3 separate regions of the Mus musculus genome follow, and all the other regions are linked to region 3. The links are chromatin loops, found by intact Hi-C in ENCODE. Cell type or tissue: gastrocnemius. All regions are shown on one strand.

Region 1 (8,000 bases), 210 kb before region 3:
GGAGCAGCAGCTTGGCCCATAGGTCCTCACAGTTTGCCCCATCTCAGGTGCGGCTGAAGATGCTATATGCAGCCACACGCGCCACCGTGAAGAAGGAGTTTGGAGGCGGCCACATCAAGGATGAGCTCTTCGGGACAGTAAAGGTTAGTCAAGCCAGAATAAGGAATGGGGACCAGAGGGTGAGGCATTGTGTGAGGGTCACGGCAACTCAGTGCCAGGCTCAGGGTGATATAGGAGGGCCGGGCACAGGGATGTACCATACATAGCTGATACCGCGTTTGCCTGACATGCATAAAACCCTGGTTTGACTCTCAGTACTCCGGAAGTGGAGACAGCCGAGAGTGCTGGCAGTTCAGGGTCACTGTTGGCAGCTTATGTAGCTTGAGAGCTACATAAGATTCTGTCTCAAATAAAAGAAATGGGAGGATGGGGAGTCTAGCAGCTGCAGGCTGAGATGCACAGCAGGCTTCTGTCTGCCCGCCCGCCCAGGGTATCCACTCACACCTCTGCCCCTCCCCCACAGGATGACCTCTCCTTGGCTGGGTACCAGAAGCACCTGTCATCGTGTGCCGCACCTGCCCCACTGACTTCTGCCGAGAGAGAACTCCAGCAGATCCGAATCAATGAGGTGCGTGCCCGGGATGATGTGGGTTGGGAGATCCTAAACTTGGTAGGCTACAACCGCCTACGGATAGATAAAGGTTTTCTTCATGACTGCCCCACCCCCAGGTGAAGACTGAGATCAGCGTGGAAAGTAAACACCAGACGCTGCAGGGCCTGGCCTTCCCTCTGCAGCCTGAGGCCCAGAGGGCACTTCAGCAACTCAAACAGAAGACGGTCAACTATATCCAGCTGGTGGGTACACAGCCGTGCCCAGCACACACGAACTAGGCACTGTGGGCTCCTCCTGTTTCCTGGTTACACGTATTTGCAAGTGGGCACAGAGTCCTATCCCCGTCTCCTGGGCTGTTCTGCTAATCCACATTGTTCCTAGACTTGGGATGTTGTAGCTCAGTTGGTAGAGTGCTTGCCTGGTATACACCAGACTCTGTATTTGATTCTCAGCAGTAGCACAAAAAGCCGGGTGTGGTGGCACACACCTGTAATCTCTGTATTCTGGGGGCAGAGGCAAGAGGGTCAGAAACTCAAAAGTCATCCATACATAGCGTGTTCAAGGTCAACCTAATCTATACCAGACCCTGTTTCAATTTTTTCTTAAAAAAAAAAAATTGAAGCCATGCATGGTTGGGCATGCCTTTTAAGAGGCAGAAGCAGGAGGATCTTTGAGTTTGAGGCCAACCTGGTCTATAGAATGAGTTCCAGGACAGCCAGGACAACACAGAGAAATCCTGTCTTGGAAAAAAAAAAAAAAGATAATACTATTCTCTTCTCCTCTGCCTGCCCCCAGGTCTTAATCACAATAGATACCCTCTAAGCGTGTGGCCCTATACATCTTTACAACATATAGACACCATGGTTTACACTGGCCCTCAGGACTGACCCTGTCCTATCCCAGAGTTCCTCTGTAGCTCTTTTGAGTTTTCTCTTTCCCAGGTAGAGTCCTTCTGCCCCAGAATGCCTTTCCCTTCTCAACACTTTCCTGGGGCTTTGTCTCTTGACAGTCAACCTGTGGCAGTGCCTTGCTGAAGTCAAGGCCCCCCACGACACCTCAGACAGGGATCTCAGTGGGAGCTTCTTTTTTTTAGCAGAATCCTCAAAAGGGGCAGAGTTGGGGCTGGAGGGACTCTTTAGAATAAGCCCCGCAGTCTGATGAGGTCCAGCCTTGAGAAGGGGACCCTAGAGATGGGGACCCCAAACACTCTTACCCGCCCAACAATCCTGCTTCCTTATGGGTACACTGGCACCCTCATACCTCCCCTGCTCCTCCTCAGAAGCTGGACCTGGAACGGGAGACCATCGAGCTGGTACACACAGAACCCACAAATGTGGCCCAGCTGCCCTCACGGATTCCTCGAGATGCTGCCCGCTACCACTTCTTCCTATACAAGCATACTCATGAGGGTGATGCCCTTGAATCTGTGGGTGAGTAGCCATGACAGGGACTGGGCAGGGAGCAGCAATGACAAGCCACTGCTTGGGCCTGCTAGGGGAGGTCTGCAGGTACCTCACCACGTCATCCCCTCCAGTGTTCATCTACTCCATGCCCGGGTACAAGTGCAGCATCAAGGAGCGGATGCTCTACTCCAGCTGCAAGAGCCGCCTCCTTGACTCCGTAGAGCAAGACTTCCAGCTGGAGATAGCTAAGAAGGTACGGCCTGTTCCCAGGGTCCCAGCACTCTACTCTCCACTGGAGTCCTATGTTCTTGCAAGACTCACTGCTGCAGTATTGGATGGGTGGAAAGCCTAAGGCCCAGGGCAAACCAAGGCACACATAAGCCCAAGGCTTGACTGCCTTACCACCTCCTTTTCCTAGGTCTGGTGGGGATGGGGCTAGGAGAAGGTGACTCAGGCCAGTGGGGTAACAGACCCTGCATTGTAGATCCTGCGGTTACCTAAGAGAAGACAGATATCAAGAGTGACTCCAGAAGTGGGGTTTCCCTGAGAGTGGTATGTGTTGGGCCCTGGATATAGTGGTGACTTCTGTCTTGACCCATGCAGATTGAGATCGGCGATGGAGCAGAGCTGACAGCTGAGTTCCTCTATGACGAGGTACATCCCAAGCAACACGCGTTCAAGCAGGCGTTCGCCAAGCCCAAAGGCCCCGGGGGCAAGCGGGGCCACAAGCGCCTCATCCGGGGCCCCGGGGAGAACGGGGAAGACAGCTAGGTGTCTGGACTGGGAACAGGGCCGGGCACGTGGACTACAGGGTTGCCACTCTGCCACCCCTGGACTTCCTTCCTCCCCAGCCTGGGCTCTAAGGAATTGCTTTCCTGTGGGACAAGGAGGGCAGGTGGCTGACCATATCTGAGGGCCTGCCTCTGGACCAGCACTGTGTGACCTTGCCCTGTCACTGTCCCTGCCTCTCATCTGTGTGTACAGGGTGGCTGGCGAAACCCCACCTTGGCACAAACCTAGCCTCCAGAAAATTTCGTGCTGTGGTTGCAGCCCAGCCCAAAAGCCTTTGGCTACAGTGGGTGGGGACGGTTGGCAGGGGCCAGATGTCACAGGAAGGGATGGTTGAATGCTGTATTTTGTAAAGAATAAAATATTTTTAAATCAATACTGAGCCTGGGTGCCTTTCCCCGTTCAGAGGGGGTCTGATGGACTCCTGGCCTCAGGTGTGTGGCATGCTTTGAGTGTAAGGACAGAAGCCCTACCCATGAGGTTATGAAGATCTGGGTGTCTCTGTTTCCTGTGGTTGATGTGACAAGTTACCACAAACTCAGCGGCTTAAAAAAGTGGTAGTTTGAGCCCAACCTGAGCAGCATAGCAAACAAACCCCTGTTTCAAAAACACAAAAGAAAACCTTGCAGATTTATTCTTAGAGATCTTGAGGCCATGGTGCACACAGCCGGCTCCTGGCAGAGTTAGCCGAGTTTTTACCTCTGGACTAAACCAGATTCCACTAGTCTTGGCTTCCCTGGGCTCGTGCCTCAATCTGGAGTCAGATTTTTCCATCTTTACTTTTTCTTCTTAATATTTTTGTGTTCTATCTCAAGACAGGTTTCCTTTTTTTTTTTTTAAAGATTTATTTATTTACTATGTATACAGTGTTCTGCCTCCATTTATGCCTATAAGCCAGAAGAGGGCACCAGACCTCATTACAGTGGTTGTGAGCCACCATGTGATTGCTGGGAATTGAACTCAGGATCTCTGGAAGAGCAGACAGTGCTCTTAACCTCTGAGCCATCTCTCCAGCTCGCAAGACAGGGTCTTGTTACATAACTGTGGCTGAGCTCAAACTCAAGGCAGTCCTCCTGTCTCAGCCTCCCCAATGCTGGATGTACCAATGTGCATCTCCATACCTGGCTTTGTCTCTGTTTTATTCATTTGTAGGGTGGATTTTTGAGACAGAATCTCATGGACTCCAGACTGGCCTCAAACTGCCTGTGTGGCTGAGGATAATCTTGAATCTCTATAGGTGTGTGCCACTGTGTCCGGTTTATGGAGTATCAGAGATCAAATCCAAAGCCTTGAAAAAAGCAGTGTACCAACTGAGCTACACCCACAGTCCCTGCATCTGCTTTGTAAGGGATATTTTGCCCTCCAAGCTTTCTGCCCCCATTTCCCCTGACAATAATGTAGGATTGGGGGAATCGGGAGATGGGTCCCTAAGAAGACATTTTTTGTTTAGTTGCATTTTTTTGTTGCTGGTTTTTGTTTTTCTGTTTTGTTTCTTGAAGCAGAATCTTACTATGTAGCCCCGGCTAGCCTGGAGCTTTGCTGTATAAACCAGGCTGGCCTCAAAATCATAGGGAGCCACCTGCTTCCTGCCTCCTAGGTGCTGGGATGAAAGGTGTGTGCGCTGCCCCTGGCTCCCACCTCCCTGGTAAGGGCCCTTCTAGCTGGGGTTTCACAACACCGAGGCACTGGGGGATGGTGGGTATTCTAGAGAGTGTATCTGGGGGTCTCCAGTCCTGTGTGTTCTTGACCACGTTGTCAGTGCCCTGTGCCCCTCTCCGGGCCTCTTTTCCTATTCCCAAGAAATGTAGCATCATGAGTGTATGTGAAGAGCTGATTCCCTGATCATGAGGAGTCCTTTAACCTCTGGGAAAGGGCCCACGTTTGATACTCAGCAGTAGCCAGGGGTGTAGTCTGTGCCTCTGAAGAGTGGTTGAAACACCTCCTGTCACAGCTGGAGAAACATTCAGCTGCTGGTTGGACACTGTCGTTTTTCCTAGCTCAGGACATTGTCCCATTGCAGGAGTCCCTTTTCAACCTCTATGAAAGCCCCTAGGATTATGGACAAAAAAGATGGGGCCCTGGTAAAGATCCACAAGAGACTCAGCCCAAATACTGGTTCTCAGGGGGGCAAGAAGGTTCTCACGCTGCTGAGTCAGCTAGATTATTGGTACCTTGGACCCTTCCTGCTATGAGATCCACTCCGCCGAGGGAGAGCCAGGAGACTGGTGTCGAACCCTGCCACTTTCGGGAGAATGGTCATTCATTCATTCATTCTCATTCATTCATTCATTCATTCATTCATTCATTCATTCATTCATTCATTCATTCGAATTTCACTCAAAGATAACCCAGACTGCCTATCCAAAGCCGAGTGCTGTGGGCAGTACATAGATTCAGCAGATACCGAGCAGCACTGCAGACACAGATGGAAGTTTTTATCCTCAAGAAACGAACATTTCAACAGGAGAGTAAGACAGTATACAACCAAGCAGGAAGGGTGGCTGATATAGAGTGGTAGCTGTTGAAAAATGCTATGCAAATTGAAAACCGGTCGGCCACAGTGCTCAGGAGAGCCAGATCTGGGCTGGTCGGCCACAGTGCTCGGGAGAGCCAGATCTAGGCTGGCAGGTTTATTTACTTCTGTCTATATTTCTTTTTTCTTTTTTTAAAAAAAGATTTATTTTATTATTATATCTAAGTACACTGTAGCTGTCTTCAGACACACCAGAAGAGGGCATCAGATCTTATTAAGGATGGTTGTGAGCCACCATGTGGTTGCTGGGATTTGAACTCATGACCTTTGGAAGAGCAGTCAGTGCTCTTACCCGCTGAGCCATCTCTCCAGCCCCCTGTCTATATTTCTTTTGAGTCAGGGTTTCCCTATGTAGTCCAGGCAGGCCTTGAACTCTGTTCTCCTACATCATCCTCGATGGAAGGATGGGTGTGGAGCTCAGCTGGGAGGTTCATCAGAGGGTCAGGAAAAGCCCCCACGGAGCGAGGGTGATGTGTGTAAAGGCAGAAGGCAAACTGGATCACGTGGGGGATTGTGACTTTCCTTCTACCGAGAGGCTGCTGACCACTGGCCTCAAGGACAAAGGAAGCAGGAGGGGAAGGGAGGGCTCAGATGTCGGGGATACACTGAGCAGATTGACGTCCAGGATCAGCGTCAGTGAGACAGCTCAGCTTTGTTGGGGTGAGCAAGGGTTATATAATCTTGAGGAGCGGGTAGGAATTTTCAGGGTGAATATACATTATTGGCTACAGTGGAGGTACCTCATTTACATAAAGAGGAGTTCCAAGCACCTGTGGGTGGGTTCTTTCTGGAGAGAGGAAATTGAACCTGTAAGTTGGCCACAGGCTACCCGACTTTCCTCAGAGGTTTCTTGGGGTTACAGGTGGGGAGGATTGATTGGTTATACACAGTACCTACTTATCATACGGTGGGAAGGGCTGAGGGGTGTTATGTGATGCAGTACTGGGGAGAAGTGGAAGGACAGAGCACACAGAGCCACTGCATGGACAGTGACTAGGACTCGGGATAGTTATGGAAGGATCTGTGTTGCAGGATATTTGATCACACTGTGAACCCCAAGATTGTGAGCAAAACAAAACAAAACAAAAAACAAAAACCTGTTTCTAGTTGTGGTGTGGCCCAGTCCTTAGCACATTCTTTAATCCCTCTAGCTGAGATTCAGACACACCCTTAGTACACACCTTTACACAAATAATGAAGGTAAAATAGTTTGTAGAAGGAAGCACCCATGTTTGAAAGTGATGGCTAATTGAGTGGCAGACAAAGTGATGAATCAGAGAAAGAGTTGACAGACTAGGATAGGCCCAACTCTCAGGAGAAGAGAGAGGAAAGGGAAGCTACATACGAGAGAAAGCATCAGAGAGAAAGGGGGAGGCAGTTTTATGGGGAGAATTTTACAGAGACAGAACATTAAAGACAGAACGATCCAGAGAATGAGAAGGAGCCAGAAGATTAGAACATATTGCCAAAGTTCGTTTAAAGCCAAGCAGAGCATCTCAATCAGAAATTGAGAGAAGCTAGATCGAATGAGCTTGGAGAGGAGTTTGAGCCAGAACAGCTGAGTTGAGTCAGCCAGCCAGCTCTCAGAAAGAACTAGAAGGGGTGAGCTTATTCAGCAGCAAGTCTCAGAGGCTGAAAACATTTTAGACCTAGACAAGAAGATTGTAAAGAGGCTAGAAGCTTCCGGGACTAGGCCTAGGTTAGCAGATGGGCAGGCAGTAAATCCTCTAAGCCAACAATTAATAGAGTAGAATAAAGTTACTTTTATAGATCTGGGCAAAGGAGGGACCCAGAATGAAAGTATTTGAACAGAGGCTACTGGAGAGATGACTCAGCAGTTAAGAGCACTGGCTGCTTTCCCAAAAGACCTGGGTTCAATTCCCAGCAACTACATGGCGGCTCACAGCTGTGTGTGCCAGTTGCAGGGGATCTGGCATGCTCTTCTGACTGCCTCAGATACCAGGTAAGCAAGAGGTACTTAGACATACATGCAGGCAACACACACGTATGCACACACACATATGTATTTCCATATATTTGTGCACCTATATGGAGAGAGTGTGTCTTAGTTAGGGTTTTACTGCTGTGAACTAACACCATGACCAAGGCAACCCTTATAAGGACAATATTTAATTGGGGCTGACTTACAGGTTCAGAGGTTCAGTCCATAATCATCAAGACAGGAGCATGGCATCATCTAGGCAGGCATGGTGCAGAGGAGCTGAGAGTTCTACATCTGAAGGCTGCTAGTGGAAGACTGACTTCCAGACAACTAGGATGAAAGTCTTAAAGCCCATGCCCACAGGGCCATAGCTTCTAATAGTGCCACTCCCTGGGCCAAGCATATACAAACCATCACAGAGAGAGAGAAAGGTTTGAACAAGCCTTTCCAGGGGCTCAATATGGACAGGCTGCAGGGGACTTGAGCAGGACGTGTGTGTGTGTGTGGGGGGGAGTCTAGATTAGAGATGATGTCAGCTCAGGCAGCAGGTGGATAGGCAGGTTGTGAGCAGTGGGCAGTTTCTAAAGGGACAGAATCAGGGCTTAATGTCTCTCCAGGGTCTCTGGGGCTTTGAGCTTGAAGAACCAGCTCTAGTCACCAGGGCCAAAGGAGAAGGTGACAGCCAAGTAGGTCAGCGTTGGGTAGCACTTACCTCCAAGG
Region 2 (8,000 bases), 120 kb before region 3:
AGAAGATTCATTCACTTCCAAATAACTGACTGCCTGAAGAAGAGCTTGAGTCAAAACTGGCAATTTGGGAGGGCACGTCTGTGAGCGCATTACAGACTAGGAACTTGCGGGATCTGGCGAAGGTGGAGTCACAGACAAGTGTATTGAAGATGAAGGATGATTGAGAATGACCGAGGAGCTGGTGCTGGGGGCTCTACAAGGAATCCTGAGAAAGAGGCCTTTTCTGGCCCAGCCTTTGAGGAGCAGCGAGCAGTCAAGTAGGTAGAACATTGCTGAAGAAGGGAGGAAAGAGCCTGGCAAGGTGAGCAGAGGTCAGGCAGAGGTCAGCAACAGAGCCTGGTCTGCGAAGTCAGTCTGAAGTACATCATCATGTGATCTCGTCATCAAGCAAACATTGCGGCCTGCACTTGACAAACAGAGGTGGCCACAATGGCCCGGTGATGCAGTCTGAGGAGCACAGGCTGCACTCAGCGCCAAGGCTGCTTCCTAGGGCTCTGGACAAGCTAACAAGACACTGGAGGAATGCTGTTCTTTCTAGGGGTGCAGAGGGTCCTGGTTGCAGGCGTCTTGCAGTTCTCTTAGTAGACAGGTGCTGCTGGGGAGGAGTGTGGGCCTCACAGAGCCTCCTGGCTGCGGGTGCATCCCTGAAGTGCAGCACCTGGCCTCTCGCCCTGACCCCTATAAGCGGGGTGCGTTCTCCAGTGAGCACTGCTGTTGCTGCCGCCATCTTGTCCCCAGCCTGGCATCTGGTGGTGGAGTGATGACAGGCAAGGGGAGTGGGCCACCCGTGTGCGTGTGCTGGCTGCATGCTGACCCCTCCTGGCGCTCTTCCCATGAGCTCTGGATGGGCAGAGGGGCTGGTCTGCCTTTGATGAGCTCTGGATGGGTGGAGGGGCCGGTCTGCTTTTGAAACCCTGTGCTCTGGTTTCTTCCTGTTTCTTTCTTACCACTTTGGGTTTTCCCCCCTCACAATGAAGAAGCATTTTGTTGTCTTATTTATTTATTTATTTATTTATTTATTTATTTATTTATTTATTTATTTATTTATTTATTTATTTATTTTACTCTACCACTGCCATACATTCATTAAAAACTTCCAAATATGAAATGGCCACGATGGGAAGAATCAGATAGACATTCTTGGAAAGTGTATCACCTCTCTCCGTCAGGCTTGTAACCCCTTGTCACCTGTCCACTGGAAGGGACACTCCCCAGCTCCACTCTCTGCACGTACAGCCAGTGTTACTCAGAAATGGAGTCACATGGACCAGGAGGCCTTGCACCTGGTATTTGATACTCACTGTTCACGGATGTGAGTGGGCAGTGTTCCCTATCAGTAAAAGTGGGTCTGTGTTATCTTAGTTGACCGTAGCTTAGAATTCCTGGGGCTGCCAGGGATAGGGTACACCGGAGCCTGTGGCTCCACTTGTGTGGAGAGGGGGGTGACAGGTAGGTGTTGGCTTTGTATTGTATCCACTTGGGCTTTGTTTCCCCCAGCTTGCAGTAGCAAAGGCACACACCGTCCTCTGGGGATGAGATGGGTTAGTGCAGGTGCAGAGCTCTGAGCCATCGCTAGCTGATGTGGGACTCTTTCTGTCTCTCACTCCATTCTGAACACCTCTGAGAGAAAGAACTAGAAATGGAAGTGTGAGCAGGCATGTACCCTCTTGTCTCTGCTCAACCTGCCTGTCTCCTGGGCGAGGAGAAGCTGCTCATGGCTGTGAGGTCTCTTCCCAACCTAAGCTATGCTGACTGCAGGGAGTCTCCCTAGCTTCCCCTAGTCTCTAGCCCAGACTATGCTGCTAAAGGTCTCTGCTGTGGGCAGGTCTTTTCTCTGTGTAGCCTTGACCGTCCTGGAACTCACTCTGTAGACCAGGCTAGCCTCAAACTCAGAAATCCACCTCCTGCCCCTGCCTCCCAAGTGCTGGGATTAAAAGAGTGCGCCACCACTGCCCGGCGTGGGCAATTCTTGTTACACTCTGGTGGTCTAGAGGAGCTGAGATGACCTTTGTGACAGATGTAGGAGACGACCTTTGACCTGGTTTTGCCTGCAGCATGCCAGGCACTTGCCATGGGAAATGTGACGCTGGAGGTTGACGTGTAAAGGTTGCGTCTGCGGCTGTGACCAGCTCCTTGCTTGGCTTATCTTTCTGGAATGGATTCCAGGCATATGGGGAGGAATGGTCTTTCTCTATTAGAACGTGATGCTCCTCCCTTCAACCCAACCTGGGCGTGCTTGTCGGAGAGTGCTGCTGAGTATGTACTTGCCACTCCCCTTTAGATGGTCGCTCTGACCGTCAGTCCCTAGGAAGCCAGAGCAGCACATCACCCAATGTTAGGCCCAAACTTAAGGAAAATGCATGTGCATTGCAGAGACATTGGTGTCATTTGGTCCACTACCCAGGCACCTTCAGGGTTTCCCTCTTCAGCCCCCTTCTTGTTGTTCATACCCCTGACTTTGCCTTGTTCATTCGAGCCACTGGCTCCTCCTTGGGGCTCCCATTTCTCTGGGCTGCAGCAGGGCAGTGTTAGGCTTACACCAGAGAGGTGAGTGCTGATCTCAGCTGTGAATCTCACAGGGGAAGCTATGGAAACGATGCCAGCCAGGCCAGACTGCCAGGGTGGGTGTCCCGCTCTCCCCTCTGCCTGCCCTTGACCCCATAGCCTAGCCTCTAGTGAGATGTTTGGAGGCTGAGGCCCAAGCTGTGCTTCTTGTCCCTGAACACATGCAGGCTTCTGGGACAGAGGCTGAGGAGGATCGTGTGCTGAACGAGTGCCCAGGCCTTTGTCCCACTGCCACTGCCACTCAGGAACTGTGCAGTTAGACTCAGAGTGACCTTTTGGGAGGGTTTTAGGGTATATATTGAGTTAGGGTCTCATGTACCCCAGGCTGGCCTGGAATTGCTGATCTCCCCACCTCCACCTCCCGGCACTGGGATCACTGGTGTGCCACTATGTCCTGCTGACCTTTGCTCTTTGTTCTGCTAGGGGCCTGCTACCACCGTTGCCTTTTCAAGAACGGGGGAGTATTTCGCTTCTGGAGGCTCCGATGAGCAGGTAAGAAAGAATGGCCTAAGGAATCCGAACCCCATAGGAGGCTGGAGGCTTTCAGCAACTGATGGAGTGTGGGTGGGGCCCCCAGGGCCCAGGTGTTGGCTGCTTCCCAGCAAGGCTCCCTCGGGGGTGACCTCATGGAAGTGTGTCAGACTGGAATGGGTTGGAAGGACTTTGAACTAATTATCATAGTGAAAAAGTTAGATTTTCAGGTTTTTTTTTTTTCCTGATTGCATAAACAGTGAAGAACTACTGGTTACTTACTGCAGATCTGGTAATATCGTCAGTGTGGCAAGGATTTCATAGCTCATTTAGTTCTCCTGAGTCCTGTGGGGCGAGTCTTCCTATTTTATTCTTATAGATGAGAAAACAGTCCTAGCTGGTGGCAGGGCAGCATGGGCCCTAAGCCCATCTGACTGCTGGGCCTCCTATCCCAGGAGCCTCTGCTCCATTCTCTGCTGCCTTTTCCTTCCCAGCTCACTGCCCATCTAAAGGGTCAGCGTTTTCTGTATCCTTAGCTGAAGAGAGGAAGTCCTGTCCACCTCATCACCAGTTGCACTGAGGCTTCATCCTGTCACTCCTGTGCCTCTTTGCCCAGACTGCTAAATACCACACGGGCTTATCTGCTGGGGGAGGGAAGTACGCTGACCTTGGTGCCTAGCTCAGAGCCTGGCCCAGGAAAGGTGTGGAGCACTGAGGGATGCACCCGTCAACAGTCTCCCAGAGCATACACAGGCCCCTTTGTCCGAGCACAGTGGAGGAAAGAGTAGTGGCCACCAACACGCTTGATCTGGTGGGCTGCCGAGGATGTTCATCCTCTGGGTGCTCAGCCTAGACAAGTCCTGTTGGCCTTCCGTAAGTCCCAGCTACAGTAAAATGTATTGATTTTCCAGTAAAGCAGAGGTTAACTAAAGGCTCTTTGTCCACAGCCTACATAAGAGCCAGCTTGTATCTTCCCACTCCATCACTAGGTCTTAGCTATCAGCCAAAGAGGAGGAAGGCCATGGAAAGCCTCGAGCCTCCAGTGAGTTTACAAGCAGAGCTGTATGGCGGACGCTCGAGTTGACTGGGTAGTAGATGTGCATGCTAAAAGCCAGGGTAAAACAGAGTCACCGACACAAGAAGCTGGCTGTGGTTTTCCTCAGACAGCGAGGCTGCCAATTCCTCACCTTTTTACAGTTTGTTCTTGTTTTTCTGGGGTGACATTGGTGTTATGTCTACCTTCGTGCTGGCCACTCTGTTGTTGGTAATGTTAGGTCTCCACAGTTATGTAAGGATCTTGTCCATGTGGCATGTGTATGCCAACATTCAGTTTGTAAAATGGCAGATGAGGTACCCATCTGTATGCCCATCTCTCTGGGAGGTATGAACAGTGGTGGGTAACTGTGAGGAGCCTCTGGAGGAGTCATGTGCATTGCTGTGTCCCAGTGGGGTGGCATCTACATGTCACATCTTCTAGAGTGATAGAGTGGTGGCTCTTGTGTGACACCACTGTTGCCTGATTCCTCCTCTGATGGCCGAGCCACCCTCCCTAAAGAGAAGCCAGCAGCGCCCGGCTGCCATGGCTTCTAGCCACCACTAGGGAGTGCTCTTGCTTCCTGGCAGGGTGACTCTCCCAGCCTTTGTGATATGCTTTTAGGCATTATCCTCTTTTGGAAGACAGTGTGGTTAGTTATTTATTTGAGACTTTTTTTGACATTTATTTTTGTATCTTTAGCTTTCTTTTAGAAATGAGAATAGGTGTTCCTTGCCTCTATGTGTGCCTGTGTATCATATTTATGCAGTGCCTGTGAAGGCCAGAAGAGGCCGTCGGATCCCCTGGTACTAGAGTTACAGAGGTTATAGTAGCTATGTTGGAATCAAACTTATCTGTCTGTCTGTCTGTCTGTCTGTCTGTGTAGCTACGTTGACGTGGGATCTCACTCTTTAGTGCTGGGTGGTCTGTGGAGACCAACTTGGCCTTGAACACAGAGATTTGCCTGCTTTCGCCTCCAGTGCAGATGCTACCATACCTGGCTAAGAGTGGTTTTTTTCTTATTGTTAAACTTATTGGGCTTAAAATAATAAGTGTGTTACTGTCCATTCCATGATGCCAGTGACTGTGTCCCATTGTGTCCTGTGAGCCTCCTAGCAGCTCTGGGAGGTGGGAGCTGGGATCTTTTCACAGAAGAGGGCACAAGACAAATGCTGAATCCCTCTCCTAAGGCCTCACAGTAAGGGGCTGGAGTCAGGCCATTTGTCCAATAGTGTGGTCTGGAGTTTATCTTCATGACTTCATGACTTCACAGAGTGTCATGGGCAAGCCACTACCCTCAAGCCTTCCTTTCCAGGTCGACATGATAAACAAGGAAAGGAAACAAAGGGATTTAATAGTGATTCTGACATTGAGACGTCTATGGCACTTGGGTAGAGGGACAAACAGGTGCTAAGATCTAATCGTGCTACATGGTGATACCCCATCCTGGTGCCAAATGTCCCCAGAGACTCCTCATCAGGGATATGGGGCAGGGCCCAGAGTTGAATTGGCATTATCAGGTGGGAGCCACTACTGCTGAGAACTTTGGGGTTAATTCAATTACCTCTCTCACCTCTGCCTGTTGCTCTTGGCAGGTGATGGTCTGGAAGAGTAACTTTGACATTGTTGATTATGGAGACATGAAGGCACGGAGGCCCCCACCCCTAACCAGCTCTTCTGGAACTCTGGTAAGTGGTTTGGCAGTTAGGTCTTGAGCCATGTGACTCTGAGATAGTCACAGTGATCAGCACAAGGCTTGGAGATGAGGGGGCCTGGAGGCTTCTCTGTCACGAGAAAGGAACCCTGGTATGGTCTACCAAATAACACTTTGAGCCTTGGTGCCAACCCAGAATGAACAAAGGAGACATAAAGGCAGCAGAACAATTTTAGGGTACAGGATGCTGGCCCTTTTGGTGGGGGTACTGTCATGGCATGCGCTGCTGCTGGAGTAGGCCAAGGCACACAAGGACCTGTCCCATGCCAGGCCTTCCTTCGATCACAGGACCCACGTACATGGTTCCTAGAGGGCTCAGCTGGGACGGGCGGATGGGAAAGACCCTGGTTTGGTTAGTCTCACTTCTTTTTTCTTTTTCCCCTTAAACCATGGAGAGGAAGTTCATTAGCCACAACCATTTTTAGTACCTTTGTTGGTAAAAGGACATTCAGTATTCCTGAGTAAAAAGAATCTTTAATTTTGTAAAATAAATAACTGGGTGAAAAATGATAGCTGATAAAGGCTCATTAGATAAACCTATCACTTATTTCAACTTTGGTTGAAACCCCAAGGCTTTAAGCTTCTGTGGCCATGGACTATGTACCCTCTCTTCCCCCTGGGCCAGAGAAGCACTGTGGCCTCCTGGGCAGGAGGAAGCTGGCCTGAGCAACAGGAAGCGGCTCGCCCAAACCCCCAGCAAGTCAAGGCTGGAACTCAGAATAGAACCAGGAAGCCTCCTGGTCTGTCCTGGGCTTGCAGTGGCTGAATCTCTCCTACCACATGCCCAGTCTGCACTAGAACTGCCTCTGGAGTAGCCCACATTGTGCCTACAGTCTTCTCCCCAAGGATCTCTCCCTTGACTAGCCACCATGGCTGGAGGCTTTGTTTCTGTTCCGTGTTTGAGCTATGGGCTGTTTGGGGCTCTCTGGGTCGCCCCAGTGTTCTCCTTGCTGCCGATCCCTTTTCTGCCTAGAAAGCACTTTGAATGGTGAGGCTGGGGTCCTGTGTGGATCCTGCCCTCTATCCTGCAGCTCCCTGACTGTTGGGCACTTACAGGGAGACCAGCACTGCTGGGCCTTTCCATGCGCTCACTGCCTGCAGAGCGAGTGGGCGGTTCTTGCCCTAGTTCTCAGGTGAGACTCTGAGCTGGAACCATGCTGTCCTCTGAGCAAGGCTAAGTAATCATGCAGGTGGCTGCTGGTGGCAGGGGCTGCTTGACAGCTGTTCTCATCCTAGGAAGCTACTGCTGTCTGCCTCAGGGGGATGGTTAGCATCAGGAGGAAGAAAAATTGACATTACTACTATTTTATTATTATTAAAAAGAGTTTCATGCAAGCATTGAGCGTATTTCTCCTGCCCCCTGCCCTCTCCACTCTCTTCCTCCCACTCTTGGTCACTATCTTTGCCCCTACAGTTTAACTTGTACTTTCATGTTATATGTATATACACAGTTTATGAATTTATAGTAAATATAAGAACCGCAAAGGAGAGAAAACATTTGGGATTGGCCTTTCTGAGACTGCCTTGATTTATTTAATCCAGACAACTCTGATTGCACCAATTTGCCTGCAAACAACATAGCTTTGTTCTTTTTGTAATTTAGCTGTTGTGAGTAAGGCTGCAGGTGTCTCTGGGCTATGCGGACTTGGAGTGGCAGAGCTGGGCCACACAGTAGATCTGCTTTTAGTCGTTTAAGAAGCCTCCACTCTGAGTTCCACAGTGGCTGCTCGCTTACATTTCCACCAGGGAAGTACAAGTGGACATTTTGTCTCCATCCTTGCCAACATTTGTTGTTTGTTTCTTATTGTCAATTCTGACAGGACTGGGGTGGAATCTCATTGTAGTTTTGATGACTAGTGAGATTGCCTGTATTTTTTTTTTGTTATAGTTATTAGGAAACTAACTTGGACAAACTGCCTGTTGTCCCTCAGCCCCACTCAGAACGGGGAACACACCCGCCTTGTTTCCCAGAGCTTCAGGGCCTGAGAGTCTAGGGTGTAGTCACGTGGGTAGAGGAAGCCAGCATGACAGAATGGAGAACTGGAAGTGAAGGGCTCAACAGGACTCAAGGTAGCCAGTTGTCCCCAATCTGCTTTGAGGCCCATATCAGGACTATTGCTATAGTCTCACCAATAGGCAGCCCTACATGGGACTCAACAGGGGACAGGATATGAGTTCTGGTGTCATGGAGCTGCCTCTGAACCCTGCTGGGTAGTC
Region 3 (8,000 bases):
GGAGCACCCAAGGGTGCTCCATGGAGGCTAGTTAGGATGTTGATTTCCCTGCTCCTGCTTCAACATCTTCATTCCAGTCTACCCTGGAGTGCTTCAGTGCCCCACCCCCTTTCCAGGTGACTACCAGGTTGCCCTCTTGCTGAGTTGCCTTGGGGCTTGCCTTCAGGCCAGCTGTGTTCCCTCTCCCTGATGTGTCCCAGTGGCCCTGGTATATGGAGCTGGGGATGGCTCTGATAACATCATTGCAGGTAGTGGAGTCTCTGTGCCTACCTTATACCACACATGTCCCAGTCTTCAGACACCACTGTCTACCCTCTACAAACCTGTGGGTTCCCCAGCCGTTTTCCAGAGGACTCCAGCTCTGAAGGGTGGTCACAGGGTAGCCCCTTCAACTGGCAGAAGAGCCTGACGCACTATAGACAGGTGAGACAATGGCTTGCACAGTGGGGACGGAGTCCGCCGCTTGGTTTCATAGTCGCACCTAATTTTCAGACAAGGATGCTGGGGTTCAGTGTCTCACACAAGGAACTTAAGTCCAGATGCAGGCCTCTGCCTGATGCCTGGTAGACCTGCATTCCAGGCAAAAAGCCAGAGTGCATGGGGGGGTGGGGGGGGGGCTCTTGTCCAAACAGACTATGCAGTTGCAAAGAGTCCCCATGCCACACCTCAGCCAGGCCTGTCACCCCAATACAAATGAGCAGGGGTGATAGCTAACTGCCTCCAGCCCTATTCCAGAAGCCCAGCCCCCGAAGCGTAGGCCTGGAGGCTAGAGGGAAATGAGAAGGGACCCCGCTCCCTTCTGCAGACTGCACCCTTTCCCACCTGCCAGCACGCACTCTTCTCGGCTTCCTTTCAGGGAACCCCCTCCTGGCTGCTGCCACATTCCCTACAATGCCGCCCCCGCACCCCCTGGCCCCTCCTCTGCGCCAGGGTGGGAGCCGCAGCGATTCAAGTTATTTTTAGCCATACTGCCTCCTTCAGGAGATTCAAGTCAAGGGGAAGCCGCCCCCGCGCCTCCAGGAGCTGCTTGCGGAAAGCGACCGATTAAAACCAGTGCTGCGCGGGCTGGGTGCCAGGCGGGAGGCAGTCGGTGAGACAGTCCTCTCTCGCGCTGGCTCCCAGTGCTGCTGTGCGTTGCTAAGAGTGCCGGGGTCCCCATATGCCCTTTGTTGCCACCTCTCAGCCTCTGGCCTTCAGCCCAATCCACCGGTCCTCCTCCAGCCTCCACCCCAGCCCACACCCTTATCCCAAATCAAGAGGACTGGCAGTCTCTCCTCCCATCAGGGGAGATCTGGGGGTAGGGCAGAGGAGCCTATATTTTGCCTTGTCTGGGTTTCTGCTCCATCAATCTATCTATCCATCCATCCATCCATTCACCCATCCATTCCCCCACCTTCCTTCCTTCATTCCTTCCTCCTCTTCTTCCCTTTTTCTTCTCCCTCTCCTTCTTTTCTCTCTTCTCTTTTGCCCAGTCTGTATCAAACGTACTGATAGCCTAGATTCTGTGACTTCTGGTCTTTCCGTATCTCCTGAGCACAGTGGAGTTACAGGTACATAACACCATGTAGGGCTCAAGTCACCCTTTGTCTTTTGGGTGAACTATCAGAAAGGATGAGAAGGCGCTGACTCTGGCTGCCAGCTCCTGGTCTTGAAGAGTTACCAAGAGGCAGAGGCCAAAGTAACTGTCAAGCATAAGGGACAGGGATTAACCAGGGTTAGAGAGCACCCGTGTGAGCAAGTCACTGAGTCAGGGTCCTGAAGATGCTTGGAATGAGTTGATCCTGAGACCTCACCACAAGCCCCCACAGTGGGGTCAGATATTTGCTACTGGAGAAGGATGCTGGCAATGTGAGAGTGCATGAGAATGCATAGAATTTCCTAATGACAGGAATGGGGGGGAGGACATCTTGGGGATGAGAGGACTCTACATCTCCCAGCTGCCACTGCTGCCTTGGCTCGCTCTACCTGATTGCCATTTACAGAGAAGGCATCAACTTCCTTCCTCAAGCTGTCCTTAGAGTTCAAGCCCAGGAGAGTGTCCAGGAGTAGTTTGATGGGGGAGAAAAAGTTCAGTTCGCTTTCCTGAACTTCAGTCTTAATTGCATTATAGAATAATCAAAAAGTCCCAGTGAGTGTAGCAAGGTCCGATCATAACCATGCAAAGCTTCCCAGAGAAACACACACACACACACACACACACACACACACACACACACACACACTGCCAGCTTTCTAGAGTTTCAAAAATGCAGTAACGGATTGAAGAAGTCTGGATCAGCTGGGAGGACTGTAGGGAGCACCTGGCCTTTGTTCTGTCCACCCTGCTACGCCTTCCTCCCTCTGTCTGACTCCACAGACCTGCCTTTTCACAAGGGGGCTCCCAGGCCTCTTCTCCATCTCCTGCTCCCTCTCTGCCCGACCTCTCCACTCTGGGTGCCCTGTTCCACAGCCTCCAGCCACTTGGTGATGGTAGTAGTGCTTTGCCAGTCAGACATGAGTTTGGGACTTAAGCCTTACAAATCTGCCAGGTGGCACCTGAGGGTCCCTTTGTACCTACAGTGTCACAAGAATTTCCCCAGCTTGAGGCAAGTGGGAAGGTTTAGCATTCCCTGGATAGTTGGTTGAGTGTCCTACCCAGTGCTGGGATGGGAGTCCCAGCGCTCACTGCCACATCCCCTTTTTTAGGGGACACATGAGGAGTTCAGGGGCATCCCTGCAGATCTCCCGCTAATCAGCCTCTAGAACTACCTCCTTCCCTGTCTCATCTTCCCCACCTATAAGGCCTGTTTTTTTTTTAAATGTATATATACACACACACATATATATATATGTGTGTGTGTGTGTGTATGTGTATATATATATATATATATATGTATATATACATATACATATAAAATATATGCTATTGCTTTCTTCAGACACACCGGAAGAGGGCATAGGATCCCATTACAGATGGTTGTGTTGTGAGCCACCATGTGGTTGCTGGGAATTGAACTCAGGACATTTGGAAGACCAGCCAGTGCTCTTAGCTGCTGAGCTGTTGATCTTCAGGCCCCTGCTTCGGATCGGTTTCCTAAATTTGGCAAGGGAGGCTCCCGAGTCACAGCCTCAGGCAAGAGGGCTGGAGCTCAGAGAGTTGAAGCTTTTAGTCTTTGGGCCTTGATAGTCCCATCATCCATTCAGAGGAATTCTTTGAAAGGTCACATCATCCTGCCCTCTCTCCCCTTCCAAGAGCCTTCCAGATGATCCCCAGGGAGGGGAGGTCCAGGGAGGCAGTCAAAGCTTTAACCCCAGGGCTGCTTGGTGAACAGAGTCCTCCCTCTCCTACCCCCCCCCCGGGGGCCCCTCTTTAGCCTGGGCTAGGGAGGTGGATGGAGGGGGGGAGAAGATGAGATGGGAATCCAGACAAGAAGGGGTTACAGGAGAAAGGGGAACTGGAAGGGGGTTGTGGTTGTCAAGGCAACGGCATTGCTGGGGTCAGTGGAGGCTGCTGGGGAGGGAAAGGAGAGGGGTGTCCCTCTCAGCTTGCAGCTTCAGAGCTTCAGTCTTCCTGTCCTGACACTCTTTGTTTTAAAAAAAAAAAAAGAGTCGCCTTACCCTCCTTTTGTGTCTGGAGGTGGGAGAGGGGAGCCACTTCGGGGATTTGCCCTGTCTTGCTGAGCTCACCTCATCCATCCATTCCTCCCCTCCCGCCCTCCCCTCTGCTCAGTTTCTAACTCTGAGCGAGCTTGGTTCTCACCTGCCAGCCCATCTTCCCAGAGCAACAACCCAGCCCTGACTTGAGCTGGTGGGAGCCTGTCCCCCTCCCCCGGACACACATAACACATACCTCCTTTATGGGCCCGCTGAAGGTTGCAAGGAGAGTCGGAGCAGAAAAGCCACCCCTACTCCAGACTCCTGACATTCCAAGTAAATCATTGGTCAGAGAAGCCAGGGACTTTTATGTCACCTGGATGTCATTGGTATTCTTGCATGGCCTCAAGGAAAACAAACCCCTGGATCCTAGTGTGTACCTAGACCATAAGCTCTCCAGAAGGACCCTGTTTACCCCGCCGTGATGTGGGTGCCCAGGGCATCAGGTTGACCCCAGCCGCTGTGCTACATCTAGAGCCGACCCTCAGCCTCTAGCCTGGGTGCTGGACAGCTTCCTGCTCATTCAGTGTTGGGTGCTGCCAACCGAGGTTCAGTGAGGGGAAATGCTCTTCTAGCCCGTGGAAGTCAGAATTTAAACGTAAGTATTGAAGTCTGTCCCTTTAACCACTGGAAGACTTGGCTTTGGGAAACCTGAAAGTGGCCCAGAGCTGTGCCCAGCGCTGCCCAGGGATTGGCCTTTTCTTCTCCGGGGAAAGATATAGGAGTCGTTAGTCCAGGGTGATCGGAACCAACCTAAAGTCCTCAGGCTGTATCTGCAGATCTGTCTGTCAGAAGGGAATCTGCTGGCTGCTGGGTGGATGGGTGTGGGATCTTCCCAAGGGAGGGAGCAGAGCTGCCATTAGTTGGCCTGCTTGCCCGCTGCAGCTGAACTTCGTCTATGATCCCATACTGCCCCCTTGTGGACAATCTCACATTCCCCACGTGGAATACCTTAGTCCTAGAGGGGCAATCAACTTGGAGCTAAAGGTGGTCTGTTAGGACCTAGCAATATACTGGGCTACACCTCCCACTTCTACTGGAACTAACAGAGCCTGAACCTGGGATAATGTTTCACACAGCACATCTTTCCCCGAGAGACTTTGAAAACCCTTGGCAGGAAGTAAATTTAAGAGCTGTATTTTTTTAACCCTTCATTCCCTGTTGTTTTGTTTGCCTCCAGTCTTCATGACTGTTAGCATATCTCTTGTATTAGGGCACTCACTATATCTGTGAGCAGACAGTGGCTTGAAAACAATGGGAGTGGGGTGGGGTCAGGGTCTCTCCTACCCCAAGGTGACCTGGAATCCTTCATGCAGTCAAAGAGGACCTTGCATTTTTTCCCAATTTTTTATTAGGTATTTACTTCATTTACATTTCAAATGTTATCCTGAAAGCCCCCTATACCCTCCCCCCCCCATCCCTATCCATCCACTCCCACTTCTTGGTGTTTCCCCTGTACTTGGGCATATAAAGTTTGCAAGACCAAGGGGCCTCTCTTCTCAATGATGGCCGGACTAGGACATCTTCTGCTACATATGCAGCTAGAGACACAAGCTCTGGGGGTACTTGACAGCACACCTAAAAGCTCTAGAACAAAAGGAAGCAAATTCACTCAAGAGGAGTAGATGGCAGGAAAATAAGCAAACTCAGGGGAGAAATCAACCAAGAGGAAACAAAAAGAACTATTCAAAGAATCAACCAAACCAGGAGCTGGTTCTTTGAGAAAATCAACAAGATAGATAAACCCTTAGCCAGACTCACTAGAGGGCACAGGGACAGCATCCTAATTAGCAAAATCAGGAATGAAAAGGGAGACATAACAACAGATCCTGAAGAAATCCAAAACACCATCAGATCCTTCTACAAAAGGCTGTACTCAACAAAACTGGAAAGCCTGGATGAAATGGACAAATTTCTAGACAGATACCAGGTACCAAAGTTAAATCAGGATCAGATTAATGACCTAAACAGTCCTATATCCCCTAAAGAAATAGAAGCAGTCATTAATAATCTCCCAACCAAAAAAAAGACCTTGCATTTTTAAAATGTGTGCATTTAATTCTTCAACCTTATGTCAGGTCCCCACATACACACAGTACTATGAAACATGCTGCTAACATGTTACTTTGCTGAGCTGGCTCCTCTGAATCTCACTTAGATTGAGGTGTGGATCTGAAAAGGCCAAAGAAGGCTGGATGGTTTAGAAAGACGGCACGAGGAGGATTGTTCAGTCCGAGTTTGTCTTGGACTTGTTGCACCTTGCTTTAATCCCTCTCTGTCTTACGTCAAAGATGAGACAAACAGACCCCTGCGCTGCTGAGTTCAGCGTGAAGACTATATAGTTCAGAGAAAGGCAAGAGGCTCTTGTCAAGGACAAGACCTGACGCAGGCTGGAGTCAAGGCGAGAACCACTTCCTCAAAGGCAGTGCTGAGCAAGATGGCGCGCTCTTTAAAATCTCAGCCCTTGGGAGGCAGAGGCAGAGCTCTTGTGAGTTTGAGGTCAGTCTAGTCTAAATATTGAGTTCAAAGCCAGATGGGGCTACATAGACCCTGTCTCAAAAATACAAACAAGAGGGCTGGAGAGATGGTTAAGAGCACTGACTGCTCTTCCGAAGGTCCTGAGTTCAAATCCCAGCAACCACATGGTGGCTCACAACCATCCGTAATGAGATCTGACACCCTTTTCTGGTGCATCTGAAGACAGCTACAGTGTGCTTAGATATAATAATAAATAAATCTTTAAAAAAATACAAATAAACAAAAGAGGAAACCACAGAAGACACAGAGAGAATGGAAGGCCCTGGAGGAAGGGCAGTATTCTTCATTGCTGTCTCTGTGCCTGAAGCTCCTTCGGTATCTTAGAACAATTTACCGATGTATTTATATATTATAAATGGGAATAGAACTCTGCGGCCCCTGCATGTTCTAAGCCAGTGCTCTACCACTAACCTACACCATGCACTCCAGAATTGCCATGTGCATGTCTGGTACCTGCAGGAGTCAAGAGAGGTCATAGGATTCCCTGGAACTGGAATTACTGATGGTTGTAATGTCGGTGCTGGGAACAGGGTCTCTGCAAGAGCGGCAGGTGCCCTCTTTAACAGCTGAGCCAGCCCACCAGACCTGTTACAGAAAGTTTTCATGACAAAGATGTGGACACATTGTGACAAGATGTAACTTGTTGAATGACAAAAGGGTTCCCAGTAACATGTCCCTTATGAAGAAGATATACAGGAGTAGAGAATAAAAGAATAAACTGTTGTACTGTTGCTAGAAAGAAAACTATTCTTAGCTGGGCAGTGGTGGTGCACGCCTTTAATACCAGCACTTGGGAGGCAGAGGCAGGCAGATTTCTGAGTTCAAGGCCAGCTTGGTCTACAGAGTGAGTTCCAGGACAGCCAGGGCTACACAGAGAAACCCTGTCTTGAAAAAAAGAAAGAAAGAAAGAAAGAAAGAAAGAAAGAAAGAAAGAAAGAAAGAAAGAAAGAAAGAAAGAAAGAAAGAAAGATAAGATAATTTGGAGGTGTTGGTTCTCTCCTTTCACCACGGGATGTGGGGTTTGAACTCAGGTCGCTGGGCTTGTGCCGAGGGCTTTACCTGCCCATCTTAGCCTGGCCACTTTAAAGTCATCACAATTCCTGTGTTAAACTCCACCAAAACCTTTCATTTCTCCATTCCAACCTCTATTCTCACCATTTCTGGTGACAGTGGTTCCTGTTTGTGCTGGCTGTTTCTGAGTTCTTGATGTTCTGTTTGAAGAATTAAAGCCGAAGAGATGCTGGTCACCACCCTGGGCTTCTTTCTGTAGGCCCCAGAGTAGAAGTTGGTTGTTAGAAGTAGGATATAGGTTTTTTTTTTTTTTTTAAGATTTACTTATTTATGAGTACACCATAGCTGTCTTCAGATACACCAGAAGAGGGCATTAGATCCTGTTACAGATGGTTGCTGGGCATTGAACTCAGGACCTCTAGAAGAGCAATCAGTGCTCTTAATCACTGAGCCATCTCTCCAGCCCCTAGGTGCTTCTCTTTAAATATACTGATTAAAATAACAACAAACAATGCCGGGCGTGGTGGCGCATGCCTTTAATCCCAGCCCTCGGGAGGCAGAGGCAGGTGGATTTCTGAGTTCGAGGCCAGCCTGGTCTACAAAGTGAGTTCCAGGACAGTCAGGGCTGTACAGAGAAACCTTGTCTCGAAAAACCAAAACCAACCAGCCAAACAAACAAAGGGGCTGGACTTGGTGGTGCACACCTTTAATCCCAGCACTCAGAGTCAGAGGCAGACAGATCTCTGAGTTTAAGGCCACCCTGGTCTACAGGATGAGTTCCAGGACAGCCAGGGCTATACAGAGAAACCCTGTTTTGG

Evidence for each region. Peaks named below come from ENCODE experiments on the same cell type or tissue, not always from the same donor. Only the 100,000 strongest peaks of a DNase experiment are listed, where the experiment ranks them.
Region 1: a loop joins it to region 3, with 2.0 times the contacts of the local background. A loop is called at or near these places in 9 of 42 quality-filtered maps.
Region 2: a loop joins it to region 3, with 9 times the contacts of the local background. A loop is called at or near these places in 38 of 42 quality-filtered maps.

What each region holds. Positions count from the first base shown.
Region 1 is chr9:106,212,209-106,220,208 of GRCm38, forward strand. It overlaps Twf2 (twinfilin actin binding protein 2), which reads left to right. Exons shown (of 9, transcript NM_011876.3): 4 at 48-143; 5 at 524-628; 6 at 730-855; 7 at 1,893-2,043; 8 at 2,148-2,269; 9 at 2,620-3,179. The coding sequence ends at 2,787. Among named protein-coding and RNA genes, the nearest start is that of Tlr9, 6.4 kb to the right of the region's middle. In gastrocnemius, a CTCF peak has its summit at 3,691 (motif pointing right); a DNase peak (open chromatin) is centred at 533; H3K4me3 peaks cover 261 bases; H3K27ac peaks cover 348 bases.
Region 2 is chr9:106,302,277-106,310,276 of GRCm38, forward strand. It overlaps Poc1a (POC1 centriolar protein A), which reads left to right. Exons shown (of 11, transcript NM_027354.2): 8 at 2,989-3,057; 9 at 5,665-5,757. Among named protein-coding and RNA genes, the nearest start is that of Poc1a, 25 kb to the left of the region's middle. In gastrocnemius, CTCF peaks have their summits at 4,638 and 4,865 (motif pointing right); DNase peaks (open chromatin) are centred at 788, 3,158 and 4,623; H3K4me3 peaks cover 254 bases; H3K27ac peaks cover 1,848 bases.
Region 3 is chr9:106,417,457-106,425,456 of GRCm38, forward strand. Gm33616 (a long non-coding RNA gene) reads right to left here and starts at 4,048. Exons shown (of 3, transcript XR_001779299.2): 1 at 3,830-4,048; 2 at 324-481. In gastrocnemius, CTCF peaks have their summits at 999 (motif pointing left) and 4,554 (motif pointing left); DNase peaks (open chromatin) are centred at 1,052 and 4,530; H3K4me3 peaks cover 1,311 bases; H3K27ac peaks cover 1,310 bases.